2 separate regions of the Homo sapiens genome follow, and region 2 is linked to region 1. A link is a loop called in an ENCODE intact Hi-C map of the cell type or tissue named here. Cell type or tissue: heart left ventricle. All regions are shown on one strand. Each heading gives the region's core, and the rest is flanking DNA. Links, peaks and the distances in the headings are about the cores only. Region 1 has its middle 150 kb from the start of DSC3. Region 2 has its middle 18 kb from the start of MIR302F.

Region 1 (8,353 bases), core at 320-8,319:
GCTCATTTCCTAATGAATGTTTACTCATTCAAAGCCAATACTTGGGTAAACTGGTGTCAATTCAAGGAATGATTGTACTATTTTGCTGCAGTTGAAATGAATGCAAACAGGGAAAAAATAGAGTGATATTAGATTTATTATCATGTTGGTTTAAAGTTGTATTTTTGTCAAAAATATAAAAGAACTATTATTAATAGTGTAGGTTTTAAAGAAATTACTTAAATAATTATCAAATTTGGTAAGAATTTATTTCAAGATCATCAGTGGCATTCTTTGTATTTATTAAAATGATAGTAGCAAGCTCTCTGATTTACGGCTCTTTGGTTGCAAAAGCCACCATACTTCTGGAACACTCACATTAAGGGGTTTATTTTAATAGGCTTCTACTCTTGATTTTTTTTTCACCTTCTTCCCATCTAGGAATTTACCCAGCAACACATTCATTATTGTATAAGAAGAGTCAATAACTATCAATGTGCCCTGATATGAGAGGAAAAAGGAAGATCAATTTCTTGGTCCTTTTGAACCAGAATCTTGCCCTTTAATGGATTACTTAAAGTTGTTCACTTACCCTAGTGGTTTCTCATCAGCATCTTTATTATCTTTTGAGTTTTAGGAGGCAGATGATGAAAGGCTGGTTTTACAACACCTGTTGCCTTATATAAGTGTTTATTCAGAACTGATACGAGTATTCTCAATCTTTAGGGTCCTGGCTCTGGGCAGAAAGTGCTCACATACTGATTTTTTTTTCCATTTCTGTACCAGGCATATAAGGCAGTGGTATAGTTAAGTAAAGCTCTTAGAAACTAAGCATTTTGTCTTCTGTCTTGGATAATTTGTCCTTGATGCCATTTCACATTAAGGATATGATTAAAATCCATAGGAGAATGGGGGAAGCTTTGAATGAAAAGCTGATTCTCAATGCGAAGTGTTCTGTTTTCCCTGGAATGACCTTGGCAGGGGGCAAAGGGCAAGCAGAGAGACTAGAGATAGCTGCCTAGTGTCTGGTTAACAAAGTATGCACTTAAAGAGAGCAGATGGTTCTTTTATAAACCATATAGCTGTGTTGACTCAGAAAAGACATTCTGTGCTTCTCAAAAAGTTACTTTAAGTCTACAACATAGGCAACTGTGCTAAAAGGTACTCGTTCAGATATCTGCTGTAGAAATTAAATACATAAAATCCTCTAAATCACATTTTATGATCTTAACTGATGGCTTGAAAATGGTCTGGTTTTGGGGAAGCTTAGGACATGGCTCCTTAAAACAGCATCCTCAATTTCTTGTTAATTGCATCTTTGAAAAGCAGAGATCTTAAAACGATATTTGCAATGAAAGTAATTCGACTGGGAGATGTGGTTAATATAAGAGGGAAACTAAGAAAATATAGCATCATGAGTGTTCTGAAAACTTTCTAATGAAGTTTAAATGAAGACTGTGAAAGATTAAAAAGATATAAATTAGGAAAAACCCACTAATATTTCTACCTGAAAATTAACTTATACAATTTTTATAGCAACCTATTATTCTACTGTAATTTCTGCATTGATTAGTGGGTTTCTGTAGCCAATTGTTTTTAAATAGTTTTGAGTTGCAATGATTTAAACATCTGTAAGGATTTCTATTCTGGAGAAAAAAGTCACGTGTTTACCATTCAAATTCCAGTAAGGACATTTACATTTCTCTATTTGGCATAGTTTTGGTTTCTGTAGTCTCCACAGGTAAACTGGCACAGCAGCTTAGTCCTTTGGAATCAATGACTTCAGGACTTGGGCAAGGTTGTGTCACTTATTTACCAGGAAACTTATTGGTTCTAATTCAAACATCTTTCTGTAGAAAATTTGAATAAATGTAACAAATAGAATCACAAATAGCAAGGGATCATTTACATGCTTCCATGTCTTCAAGTAGGAAAAAAAAAAAATGTCAAATACTACCTGTCTAGCGAAAACAAAATGGATAGTTGTGTACTTCTCCATTAAATTTTAGCTGACTTCACAACCAATGTTGGTATTTTTTAGGAAAAAAAAAATCCATTTCTGCCCAAAGGATCCATCTTAAATTAATTCATAATATTTACTTATAATAGCACAATTCTTTGACTATGTAGAGGTAATTCGAAGGTTGGTTAAGTGATGTAAGGTCCTTTGAGAAATATTACATATTAATCATGTGAATCTTTTATTTATATTTTTTTCCTGAGAACTAAGCCCTCCTGTGTTCACACTTGAATTCTATAATTTCACTAAAAGGAATGAATGGACATGTGATAACTGTGATAACTGACTTTGCATTTTTTTCTTTTTCCTTTTTCTTTTTTTTTCCAGACAGAGTCTCGCTCTGTCTCCCAGGCTGGAGTGCAGTGGCATGATCTTGGCTCACTGCAGCCTTCACTTCCAGGGTTCAGGTGAGTCTCCTGCCTCAGCCTCCTGGGTAGCTGGGACTACAGGTGTGCACCACCATGCCTGGCTAATTTTTGTATTTTTAGTAGAGACGAGGTTTTGCCATGTAGGCCAGGCTGGTCTCAAACTCCTGACCTCAGATAAATTGCCCGCCTCGGCCTCCAAAAGTGCTGGGATTACAGGCGTGAGCCACCACGCCTGGCCTCTTTCTATCTTTTCTCTATCCCCTGCAAATCCTTCCTTCTTACGAATAACCCCTGTCCATTTTGGCTACCACCTAATTTCAGAAGTCCTGCTAGGATGTTTTTCAAATAGATTCACCAAAAACATCTTTTGAAATGTTCTCTTCTCAGACACCAGAGATGCTTGGCCCAACATCACTATCATATAATCGCAATATCGCACAGTGGTGTGTGACAAGTTTGGAGTGAAAGCCCGTCTCTGGGTGATGTTCCTGTAGAGATAGGTCGACTTGCGTTCCAATGTGTTACAAAATGTTAGGGCCGAAACTTCCTCAGATTTTATATAGTTTCCCTGCTCTTCAAAAGACTCATTTGGGAGGCAGATATGAGGACAAAAGTCATGTTTCCAGACTTTTCCTACTGTTTATGGTTTAGGATGCATGGCTGGTTGGTACCTGGATTCATTTCACCTCAGGATGACCTCTTCTCAGCCCCCTTGAACACAGAATCTTGGAGAAACCATGTCCCCACTAGACTTGCCCAGATGTACCTAAGCACCACTTAGACCTGTGCTGTGACCTCCTGCACACTCACCTGCATTACTATTCATTACATTACTTAATGCATTTGACAAATTTAGTAGCAAATTAGCTTTTCCTTTATAAATTATTTAATTGCTTAAGGCTTCAGTTAGTTGATTTATCTAAAACAGACAACAAAAAGGAGTGGCTATACATGTTTCACATAGCTTTTTGTTTGGAAGGTATACATATTTAAAGGGGTTGTGTGACATTATTCACACCTCTAGATCTTCCTATTTTCCCCCTTGTAATATTCAGATGGGGGTGACTCCAATATTTGAGATAGTTTTCTAAATCATTGTAATTGTAACAAACTAGAGGTCACACTCCCCTTTCTGTAAAATCCATGAAATTTCAGCCTTTTTTGCAGAATTTCTAAGTGGGAAGTATAGATAAAAGGATACCTGGGTGAGTACAGTTCTGCAAGAAGCAGAACGATATTGATGTTGTGATGTTGCTTTCCATGTGCAATTCTTGGTTGAATTTTAAGCTTATTTTTCCTAAAATGCAGTTTTCACTGTTTTAAAATGAATTTGACCTCACCGATGTCAAGGTAGGAAGAAAGGGGATTTACATTGTTTGTCTAAGCCCTCAAATTTGAATGCCTCATGGCAAAGCGAGCTATCCTTTTCCCAGATCTGACATCCTGCAGACAGAAGATGGTGCTGTTGGTTAGGAACAATACGTGGCCCTGCATTTTTCTATCAAGCTCATGATCAGGCTGTTATCACAATCATTCTTTACCAAACAGGAAAAAAAGTCACAGTCAACTGAAATGCATTCTGGCATCTGACTTCAGTTACTTTACTTTTTAAAAATGACCCGAAGAATGCTTTCACCGTGTTATTTTTCCTATTTGATGTAAATCTTGGAAACTGTGGAGAAAAAGTAAGTTCTAATATATAGTGCATGTTATTTCCCTTCATGTAGTGAGGTTTTACATTATCTGAAATAACTGCAAAACATCCCAGCCTGGATGACTCATTGGTTACAGGAAAAAGCCAGACATTTAAAACCAATGCATAAGAATATTACTGTTTCATGAACTCTGAATATTGAAAAAACATTTTCTGACTATGGGTTGTTCACTGCATAAATACTCCCATGGCATGGTACTCAAGCAAGCTCAGATGCCAGATAAGGAGCCTGCTTTCTCCTGCACATGCTAAACCATACCATGGCCACATCTGGATCCCCTGGCTGTAGTTCTTGGAAAGGCCAATGAATGCGACATGCAGGCATGGGCTCATGTCTTCAAGAAAGATCCAGGAAAGGGCAGGAAAACTTTCAGATCCCTAAAGCAGAGGTCAGGCCACCTAACATCATTTGAAATATCATGGAAATAGGTCAATATTGCACAGCAGTATTAAAGTTTAAACATGAGAGTTAGAGCTATCAGTCAAATCTAGAGAATCATAGGCTGACTAAAAATCTAGGCAGGAATTGCCAAGGGAAAACAGTACTGCCCTTGCAGTTACTGCCAAGGGGCTGGATGCTTCCTATTCATATATTGGTTAACACCAATTTGGGAGAATTGTGGTTAGCTTGAAAGATTTGTTTATGTCTGGTGATGCATGGTGACATCCTTTGGAGGAAGTCTCAGACAATAAGAGAATCTTAATTAGTAATAATTATAAGTTTGAATATTTCCACTGAACTTGAGAATATGTAGGTTCTCCTTGTTCAAAAATCCCTACATTTCTTCTTAGGTATCTATTCTCCATGGTTTGTAGATAAATCTGTAACTCATTCAGGTGGGAATAACCAGCATAAAGATCTGTGGAAGGAGGCACTGGTTTGAAAAAGATGCTGAAACTAGACTGTATTTTAAATCAATTTCCACTATCTGACAATTTCTTCTGTGTGCCTCAATTTCTCATTGGGGTAATGAAAGTACCTAACTCACGGGGTTACATGGAGTCAGAGAGTTTATCACAGGTAAATCGTGATGAAAGTTACCTGGTTCATAATAAGTGTGGCATAAGGGCTTGTTACCATTATTTCTGCTCGCTTAGAGAAGGCTATGAAAGCATCTAGAGGCAGGAGTTAAACCAATGAGCACGCTTTCCTTCTGATGATACAAATTCTCTATGCCAGGTCTTGACCCTTTTTTGCAATACTTCCTGAGACTTCTGACATCATAGGTACTTTCTGCTTCCCAGTGCACGTGAATAAGCAGAAGGAATAAGTATGTCAATGATGGTGATGACTTGCCATGACAGGAGGAGACAATCAGCTTATAAACTGTACAGTTAACTAAGTCCCTAGATGACTTTACAAGCAGAAATATTTTAGAAAGGAAAATAAAAAAGATATTTGGTATCATTGTTCTGAGATCATCGCACATCTAACTGTACATGCGTATGTGATTTTAACCATTAAGAAGAAAAATGAAACCAAAAGCATATATTTGGAGATACTCTGGATACTAAAGATCCATTTCAGTGAATTGGTGAAGTTGATATCCTTCTATCAGAATTTCCGTGGATCAGATGTTCTCTTTCCAAAAGCCTCAACATACTGTCTCCAAAGGGGGATCCCTTTAGGTTTGCACATTTTGCCTTGGTCTATTATGATACCATTTTATGATAGCAGTTTTTGGTGTATTAGTGTTTGACGCTGGCTTTATTTTTTTTCCCTTAAATAATTTAGAAGGTACAATTCCTTCAAATGTTTCCCAATATCAGAAACTTCATTTTTGTGAAACAGAAAAAAATGTATCTATTAGAGTATATCATTTAAGTGAACGCTGAGCTCTATAGGGAATAATACTTATCTATGATATCTATTGATAATCTTAGACTTTTGATTTCTATGACTCCTGTCAAATTCCCTAGATTGGGCTAGTTATCTTGCCTATGTGTTTTTCACAGTACTTTCTTCTCTTTTCTATTTTTAGTAGAATAGCATTATAATTGGCTAATTGCTTCTCTAGCTTTCCCAGTAGCTCTGTATATGAACAAAGGCTGAATCTTGTTCATTGCTGTGCCCTTATAATTTAGCAAGATGTCTATAGTAGGCACTCAATAAATATTTCTTGAATAAATGAAATAAATGAGAGGTAGAAGGTGATCAAATGTGTGTGTGTGCGTGTGTGCGCGTGCACATGTGTGTGACAATGAGACAGAGAGAGAGAGAATGATGTTGGAACTGGAGGCATGAGATTGTCATCAGAGATTTTAAGACAAGAATAGACATACAATTAGCTTGTTTAATTTTTCTCTAGAATTTCCTTAAGGAATGTAGATTCCAAAGTCTGTGCCAAGGTTTGCTGGTGCTTCAGTAAATTTAGAGGCTCTGTGGGAAATTTAAACTTTTTTCTAACAGAAACTCCACTTATGACATCTGTTGAATATTGGGAGAACTGCTAGCTCAGGGTAGTTCACAGACTTAACATTAAATCACACTATATTCTCTTCACTTACATCATGTTTTTGAGAAGTTGTTCTTTACTTTTGGCACTTGTTGCAATAAAAAGCAAGTACCAAATGAAAATTGGGGTGTCTAATCTGATTTCAGATTGGGATGTCTAATCTGATTTGAAAAGTTGTGCAATACGCAGCAGCAATACACATCCCATTAGTAATAGGTTACCGCTACTTAAGAATGAAATAACACTAATTTTCCTTTCAATGTATGTGTATTCTCTTTTCAGATATCTACTAAGTTGTTAAGACGTAAGTACTTCTTAAGTTGTGTGCATCTCACAACTTAATAGATGTAACCGTTGGGCATTTCTTTTGTCCTAGGAACACTTAATTACTGAGATAGGGCCGGGAGCAGTGGCTCACGCCTGTAATCCTAGCACTTTGGGAGGCCGAGGCGGGCGAATCTCGAGGTCAGGAGATCAAGACCATCCTGGCTAACACGATGAAACCGCGTCTCTACTAAAAATACCAAAAAAATTAGCCGGGCGTGGTAGCAGGCGCCTACAGTCCCAGCTACTAGGGAGGCTGAGGCAGGAGAACGGCGTGAACCCGGGGGCGGAGCTTGCAGTGAGCCGAGATGGCGCCACTGCACTCCAGCCTGGGCGACAGAGCAAGACTCCGTCCCAAAAAAAAAAAAACAAAAACAAAACAAACAAACAAAAAACAGAATTACTGAGATAGTAAGGGCACTGTGAACTGAAAGTTTGGGGATCTCTGTCTAAGGGTAAAATTGGAAAACTAGAAACAAGGCCTCGGATGAGAGGATTTTGGTTATTTGAAGGTGAGATGCTGCCAGTACTACAGTTTTGTTCCTCAACATGGATCTTCAACTGAAGGTTAGAATAGATAATTAAACAGAGACCTTGAATTTTAGGCGAAAAATTTAGTTATATTATTGTTTAATAGAGTTACTGCTATATGAATCTTAGTTTTATTTCCTCACACATTGTAAAATCTTCCCAATTAAATTTTTTTTATTACTCGTGAATCAAGTATTACAAAATCTAATAACATGACAGTGAAATACAAAATAATTTCTAAACGTTCTTTTGGAAATATACGATAATGCTTTTTGTTTTTATTTTTATTCATTTATTTTTTTTAAATGGAGTTTCGCTCTTATTGCCCAGGCTGGAATGCAATAGTACGATCTCGGCTCACTGCAACTTCTGCCTCCCAGGTTCAAGCGATTTTCCTGCCTCAGCCTCCTGAGTAGCTGGGATTACAGGCATGTGCCACCATGCCTGGCTAATTTTGTATTTTTAGTAGAGACGGGGTTTCTCTATATTTGTCATGCTGGTGTCGAACTCCCGACCTCAGGTGATCCGGCTGCCTCGGCCTCCCAAAGTGCTGGGATAACAGGCATGAGCCACTGCGCCTGGCTTATGCTTTATTTTTAGACTTCTTTTTAATGCTGCTGAGAAATTCTAAAGCAAATCGACAGTATGGTTTCATTGAATTTTACCTGTAGTCAATATTAGCCATTTTAAGCTTTCTATTAGTTAAAAAAAAAAAAAAAAGTAAATGTATCACTTGTTATTAGGACTTTGGGCACTGGTCAAAACTGAACTTTTTTTTCTTACTTTACACAACTAATTAACAATTTAACTTGACAATAGATTTTTTTCCTCATCTCAGTTTTAGAAAATATCATAATTCAAGAGACTTTGAAAAACAAGGTAATTCTGAATTTTAGATTCATATTTTAATAAAAAATGTTGTTTGGTATCTTCCTTTGTCATAAAAGCTTTTAGATATTTC
Region 2 (8,353 bases), core at 223-8,222, 610 kb after region 1:
ATGAGTAGTTAAAAGAACTCAACTTTCTATTGAAGTTTACTATTGTAATTTCTGCCAGTGAAATCACTCTACTGTATTCTTCAAATTATATTGAAGGTATTTAAAGTATTTGGCTTGTCTTTAATAATTTATTGTAAAATTATTAAAACTTAAAAAGACTAAGAATAGAAATAAATAAGGTTGTATAGAAACTTACACTAAAAGTACACAGCTGAGTAATTTGGAGTAAACCTTCAGGACACTCTTGACCTTTAATCTCCATTAGGTTCAATGCAAAAACAAAAGCAAAACCAAAAGAAACAAAAACACTGATCAAATAAACAAACAAATATAAAATTTAAACAAATTCTTCTATCTCTAAGGAGAAAACAAGAGGAAGAGGAAAAAAAAAAACTTTCCTGGTTGATTGCTATTTTTCCTGGAGGGCCCTGAGATTTACTGTCTATCGGAATAAAATTAGTCTGTGCTTTGAAAATGATCCAAGTCATCTGGCTTTAGCACTTCCAGGCTTCTTCAGAATAAGATTGAATTGAAGGCATCAAAAGTCATTGGAGTAAATTACAATAATAGCTCTATGGTAATATTGATAATGAGGCATATAATGAACTGGACTTCATTTTGGAGATTCTTGGTGACCAAAAAGAGAATTGCAAATGAAATGGAAATTTAGAGAAGATTAATATGGGATAAAGAGAAAAGTCTATTTTAAAAGGTAAAAATTCAGGTTAGTTGCAATTAAGTGTAATGAGATTCTACTGCTAAGTGAAAAAATCCATTAAATGACAGAAATAATTTAAATACTGAGAAATTCTGAGATGAAACAGCAAAGCCCATATATCCAGAAGAGTTGGCCTATCCTGATTTCAGTTCCTGAAAACCCACAATGAATCTATTTCAACCACAGTCCATTTTGATCAATTTCACCAATGATCCAATAACCCAACGATATGTCAAATAACCCAAGAACATTTTATTTAACTTCACTGAATTTATTGTTAATGTTTTGTTGAATTATTATTGTCACAGGTGTATATTTTATCATTTTAATGTTTGTCAGTGATGAATTTCCTGAACTTACACAGTGTGTTTGTTCAAGCTTATCTTGTACATTTTTATTTGTGTATATAATGCTATAAGTTGATCTGTCTATCTATCTATCTATCTATCTATCTATCTATCTATCTATCTATCTACCTATCTGATAGTTAATATTATGTGTCAATGACTGGACTAAGGGATGCCCAGATAGGTGGTAAACATTATCTCTGGTATGTCTGTGAGGGTGTTTCTGGAAGAAATTAACATTAAAATTGGTAAACTGAATAAAGAATATTGACCTCATCAATGTGGGTGAACATCATCCAATCCACTGAGGGATCAATATAACAATTAGGTAGAGGAAAGGCAAATTTGCTCTATTTTCTTAAACTGGGACTTCCATTTTCTCCTGTCCTCAGATATTGGACTTCCTAGTTTTAGGGCATTCCAGCTCTGAGACTTACACAAGCACTGCCCACCCCTAACCACCCTGGTCTTCTACTCTGGTTGTCAGACCCTCAGAATCAGATACAAACATAATTATATTACCACCTCCTTTCCGGGTTCTTCAGATTACAGACAGCAGATGGAAGAACTTCTCAGCCACCATAATTGAATTAGCTAATTATATATATATATTCTATTGGTTCTGTTTCCCTGGAGAGGCCTGGCTAATCATCTATCTATTATCTATCATCTATCTATCTATCTATCTATCTATCTATCTATCTATCATCTATCATCTATCTATATATATATATCTATCATCTATCTATCATCTATCTATCTATCTATCTATCTACCTATCTATCTATGGAATTTACATAGAAAATAACCACTAAACAATATTAAAATGGTAATAGTAATGATTCACCCGTGCATTTTTGTGTTCTTAAAAACCCACTTTCCCACTGACAGTCTTGTTTTTCATTGTTATGAATAGTTCCACCATTTACCATCTGTTTGAATTTCAACAAGCCTATTATCCTTTCTGAACTTCAGTTTTCTCACTGGTGAAATGAGGATAGCAATGCCATTCTCAGAGAATTATTCTGAGGAGTAAATGAGTTTATTCAGATTATGCCAAATTAGGGGAATGGAGGACGTTGGGAAGTGGACCATGTAGGGAAGTTTGTTGATGTTCATCAATGAAATATATCACTAGAAGTGACTTGCAAAATAATCTAGTCCTTTTCAACATTTACAGATAAGGAAACTAAAGATCATAAGGTATGATGATTTACCAAGCTGTTATATACACAGCTTGTTAGAAACCATGGCCATATTAGAATCTGGTATTCCTAATTTTTAAGTCAGTGCTTAGAATGCATTTCTTTAGATATGCTAGGTAATTAAACTTAGGAAAATAGCATTAACTGTGATGAAAATAAATTACCCTACTGTGTGTTTTAGCAAGACACTTTAGTTTCCACTCCTGAATTCTCATCACTTTTATTGAGAGATACATGGAAACTTCCAGGTCTATGAGTATTTTATGTTCCATTTTTATACTATGAAAACTCAGTAAAAGGTTAAAACTAATTCCAAGAAAGTATACAATTACTTGCAGTATATAGTTTTAACACAAGTGTTTTCTTCAGGAAGAAAAGGTCAGTTGAGTAAACATACATGTTTTTTCTGCATTCAAGGAAATACTACAATAATTTGTAACACTTAAAATCTAGAAAGAAAATGCATAGACTAGTCCATTTAATTATCCTGGAAACGTTCAGTACATACACACATGTGTGCACACAATGCAATCATTTAATCAATATTTGGGGAGAATAAACTTAATAGATGGCACTAGAGAAAAAGCACATTGTAGAGTGAATGCTGGAGTAAGTGCTGTAGCTTTGTAGATTTTTTCTTTCTACAGTCTTCCCTGTTCTTTTCTGATTGGATATTACAAGAATAATTTATAAATTTGGGCAGAATTCTTGAGTCATGAGTATGAAATATTTTGTGCTATAACTCCTTTTAATTTCATGAGTAAAAATGGAATTATTTTTTCCATCATAAAGGGTACTTTATCATCTGGAAGTTTTCAAATACATGCCTCTGATAGGCAGTTATCTTCTGGTAGACTGATATCTTCTGTTTATTGACATAATTGTCTTACTCAAACAAAAATAAACTAGTACTTGTATATAATAATAATATGTTTAAAAATAAGAATTGATCGAATTCTTTGTTATATATTTACCTAAAATCCCTGATAATCCTTTACTTGTATATATAATAATTAAATACCAATTACCTCTCTTAAAAAATTAAGTTTATGTACTGTATTTTGCAGCATTTACTTATTAATTAATATTTAAATTACTTCTCAGTAATCAACATTTATAATTTATAATGTATGTATTCTTTTAAAACAACTGATTAATACAAGAAATTGAAAGTAATTACTTCATTTGCAAGCTAATAACAATTGATACATTATTTTCCTTTTTCTAGCTGAGATTTTGTTTTCTTTTAATGTTTTTAACAACATAGTCTCCTAAGTTTTCCAGCTGAAATAGCTTAGAGACATTACAAGTATAGATAATCTCAAAGATCGTCATCAATTAATGAGACACAGTTCTTGCGGTTAGCAATTCAGAATAAAGAGAGAACAAGCGATTATGTTCTTGACTGAAAACTGGTGATTGACTCCCTGGAAGCCTTACTAAAATATCATTTTCTGTATGGCTTTCTCCTGGGCTCTAGTTATTCAAAGTGTCAGCAGTAATTTGTTGAAACACATTCCATCCTGTAATATAGTCTTGTGGCCTGAATTTGGATAATATATTCTTTTTAATAGCAACTCTGCAGTGTATTTGAAGTAAGTTCCATTTCACAGATTAATCAGTGTTGAGGAAACAAAATATCCATCAATCCTCATATAAATTACAAAACCCAGCTTAAATTTTTCTCAATCTTGTTCCACAACGGACTGTCAAAAGCGAAACACCATAAAACACTCACTTGCAGTGAAAACACATTTCTGATTTACTGAATAAATCTTGCTCAATTGCCCTAAAACATTAAGCTCTTCACACTTCACATGGTCTTCTCTAATTGTGTTTTCACTAGCTTTGGATTTATAACGTAAGCTGGCCTGTGGGTGAAAGGGAGGATATTAGAAAATCAGTTGAGAACACACAAAATGCAAGTTGAATAGGGACATTTCAGAACTTAGATATGGAAATAATATTTTCTATACGTCATAATGGGAGGAGTAAGATGTATGCAATTTCAAACCTTAACAAATATATCTTCCATTACCGGCTTAATGACTCAAAGGCCTTTGTTTAAATTTCCAGAGGAATGTAATGGTTTATTCCGTAATGAGTCAGCAGGGGGCAGTAGGTATCATTGAGAAAAATGACTGAAGCAGCTGGAGCAAACTGTTTTTTCCCAGTGGGTTTCCTCACAAACTCTTTTTAAGAACAAAACTGATACTAACAAATAGCTGCCTCTCTCTTTGTGGGTGTTTTCATACACCTGATTTGGAAATAAGCTCATGTAAAAAGCAAACTATTATTCTCAATCTCCCCAGAGAATACTTGTTGAATGTATTTATTTTCAACGGGAGAAATTTAATCCACGTAATTAAAAACCCTTTATTGGGACATCAATAATAACATATTTGGATTTAAGTGAGCCTTTTATCTTGATTTAAACATCTTATATGTTGATATGAGTGACATTCTCACCCAGTTCCATATCAAGGAAAGATATTTAGCCATGAATTTTAATTTTGCTATGAATTTGAGTTTAAATCATTTAGAACGTAGACTACTTAGAAAGCCAGTGTTTTCTAAAGCAAGTTAATAAAACATTAAAATTAGTGTGATGTCTTTACTTTAAAAAAATGCTTCAATGAGGGTGTTTGCTTTTGTTCTGTTTTTGGTTCTGAAGTCCATTAAAAATACAGCCCTATGAAAATCTCCTTACTACAGTGGTTACTATGTAATAATGGTAGCTCATTATATCACAGAGCCACACAATAATAATTTGCAATCTGTCATGTGTGAAATCTTGCACTGAGGCAGATAAACTCTGGCTGCTGAAGTGTGCTCTGTATCATTGCATTGGATATAATAGCACAGATTGTCTAACAATATATGATGAAAACACTGTTTTTTTCTATGAGTAGAAATTTGATTACTCTAAATTATCATGCTGCAAAATGTTTTAAATATCTTTAAAAATAAGTTTAACTGGAACTTTAGACATTAATTAAAATGATTCACCACAATTGCAGAAAATCCATTAGGAAGGAAAAAAAAAAAAACCGAGCTGTTGTTGTGATTTTTTTACAAGCTCAGAATGATTTGAATAAATACCATGTTCAATGCTATCCATGATCCTATCCTATTGCCTTTTATTCTTTAATGAATATGAAAGGGATGATGAAGAGGAGTTTACAAATGAGACAAGCCATGACACTCACATGCTGAATAACATCATGGATCTTACCTGCCAATGAAACTAGAAAATCGAAATTGTTCTGCAGACTGACCCTCAGGTAAAAATGAAGTCTCTTTCTCTCTCTGTCTCTTTCTTTTTTTTTTTTCCAGTTGTGATTTTTAAAAAGCTTCCAGCTGTATTCATGCTATGTATACATATCACAACTTATATACATACGATTCAGTACACTGTAATCAAAATTTAACTGCTGCTGTTGGTAAAAATTTCCCTAGATGTGTTCAGTAATCATAAAATTATCTTTATGTCTATAATGTTTTAAAAAAGAATGTTTGTGTATAAATTTTATCCCTCTGAAGTAGGTTTGAAACAACTGCAGCTTACTAGGAAATACAAAATATAGGAAACTAGTTTGGTGAGAAGTTTAAATGAGTTGCAAGGCTTGCTATCAGTATGTAGAATGCTTATAGAATGGCAAAGAGGTCTTGGAACGAGTTCAATTAGTTTAGGATGAAGTACATGAACAGGGTCTGCCTCATTGTCTCTTTAAAAAGGATGAGATAACTAGCTAGATACCATGATAAAACAGATACCCTAGTTAAGATGAGGTATGCATTGAGATTCGTAGGCAGCAGCATATTTTCTAAAATTGGGTACTTTCAATAAAAAAAGGGGCAAGTTATGAAAGAATAAAATATTAACAGCTCAGTTTTCTGAGTGAAATATCTCTACTAATATGGAATTTCTGTGACAGTGTCATATTTCTTAGTTGAAAGGCCAATTACAAGAGCAAATACAGATATTTAATCCATAATATTAATAATAATAACTAAAATTTCTTGAGCTAAAATCCTGCCAGAACATTCCAGAATACTTTCATATATTGTCTTATTTTAATGTCATGACAAATCTAAGGACTGATAATAATTTTATGACCATTTTCTAGATGTGAATATTGAGGCAAAGAGTGATTCAAATGCCCCATGTTCTGACAGATAGTAAGTTGTGGACCTGAAATTTGTATCTAAGAAATCTGACTCTTTAAGATTCTGAGTTTAGTAATTTAGAGTCCCTAGTAATATTTATAATGCTGTTTATTGGGAACTTTGAAATAGTTGGCAAACTTACATTCTGATTTCCTGTTGTTAATTAATATTTGGGCCATTGACATGTCATTAAAAAGCTTTGGGTTTTATGTTACTAATGGTCAAAAATTGAAGTCAACTAACATTGAAATTGTCTACTCTCTTTCAATTAATTAACATGCACAATCTATAGGGCCTTTTGAACCATGCTTGGAAGTTTTCAATATGTCTATTCTGATAAAGTTGAGTAAACCGATTGATGAGATTATATTTCATTAAACAACAAAGTGTAGGTGACCACATAAGATCAGAAAAGTTCTGAGTCATGTTTAGCTGTGCCTTTGAGGAAGAGGGTAAATATAGTTTAGGCGAAAAAATTTATACATTAGAAGTCAAAAATATTATATACCACAAGTATTCTATTGTTTCTAAATTGTAAAGTTAGAACATGCTTCTATATTTCTCTTATGCCCTTCTTTTCCACTTTCTACATTGCATGACCATTATTTATGCATTTTCCTTTTATACCATAATAGTCTTCTCAGCTTGTGATCAGGGTCCCAATTCACATCATATATGGATCAACAACATGCATGAAATATTAATAAAATTGAACAACATACAATAAACATTTGCTACGTATCAGAGATTGTGCTAATTATTTTATATTCATGACTTGATGTAATCTTAACAACAGCATGAAGTCCTGATACCACAAATAATTAGTTTAAGTTTATATAATACTAAGTGGTGAGGTTGGAATCACTTCTGCTAACTCCAGATCTTAAAGTGGAAGAATGTGGTGTGGGGAGTGTGGTGAATAAACAAATGAATAAATGTATGTCTCTATGAATGAATTGCGTGGTTCTCAATTACATTTTATGTTACATGTGGACTAGATTTTCTGTATGTGCTTTGAAAAAATACATATACAACAAAAATTGCTAACTTTCATAACATGTTTCCTTATATTTTGGAACTCTTTCTCACTAGCTGTTTTTTTTTGTTTTCATTCCAGGATATAAACAATTCAATGTTCTATTCCTCTGTGGCTCTTTGGAAGTTTGTATGTCATTGCTTACAGTCCAAGAATTTACTGAGTTTTTGATAAATTGCCAAAAGATTTTACTGTCATAAGCAGTAGAATATGAGAAAAGTTTACCCCCACATATATAAGAAGATTTTATATCTTCTTCTTCTAATCTGGGGTGTGTGTGTGTGTGTGTTTCCTTATATGAATCATGGTTAAAAAGCCAATGCAGTGAGTTGGGGAGAAATTTTTTATTATTGCTTTAATTTTTAGGGCAGTACTGCTTGAGGAAGTTTATTGTCATTTCTATTGTGAACACTTATTCTTTTATGTGCTTTGAATCACAGAGGTGGAATGGAAAGTATAACCACAAAATGAACAAAATGTCTGTGTTTTAAAATTTGCAATTTAAGCATGATCTTAAATAGGACATCTGACATGGTGAGATTTCCAGTGTTATAATCATCATGCTTCCAAGCAAAGAAAAGTTAGCACAACTTACGTTAAAAAAAAAGATTGATTACATTAATTAAAAATATGTTTTCAATGCTTGTCTGTCAAATAAACTAAAATCAGATTTAAAAACATTATCAAGATTTTAGCATAATGGTGATGCTATGTCAGAAGATTTATTAAAAAATTAAAATTATTTCTGCAAATTGTATGGTCTAGATATATTAGTGATAGGCAATTAAAAAGTTATGTTTGTAACTTCATGTGTATAAAATGAGATAGAATGTGGGTATTTCAGTCTGGATTAATCATAAGTATTCTGTTGTTATTT

Evidence for each region. Peaks named below come from ENCODE experiments on the same cell type or tissue, not always from the same donor. Only the 100,000 strongest peaks of a DNase experiment are listed, where the experiment ranks them.
Region 2: it touches region 1 in a loop (2.8-fold over the local background); 3 of 110 quality-filtered maps call a loop at or near these places.

The regions. Positions count from the first base shown.
Region 1 is chr18:30,885,551-30,893,903 of GRCh38, reverse strand. No RefSeq gene overlaps it. Among named protein-coding and RNA genes, the nearest start is that of DSC3, 150 kb to the left of the region's middle. In heart left ventricle, for the core only: a CTCF peak has its summit at 3,821 (motif pointing right); no DNase peak of the experiment used is centred there.
Region 2 is chr18:30,277,091-30,285,443 of GRCh38, reverse strand. No RefSeq gene overlaps it. Among named protein-coding and RNA genes, the nearest start is that of MIR302F, 18 kb to the left of the region's middle. In heart left ventricle, for the core only: CTCF peaks have their summits at 4,167 and 4,381 (motif pointing right); no DNase peak of the experiment used is centred there.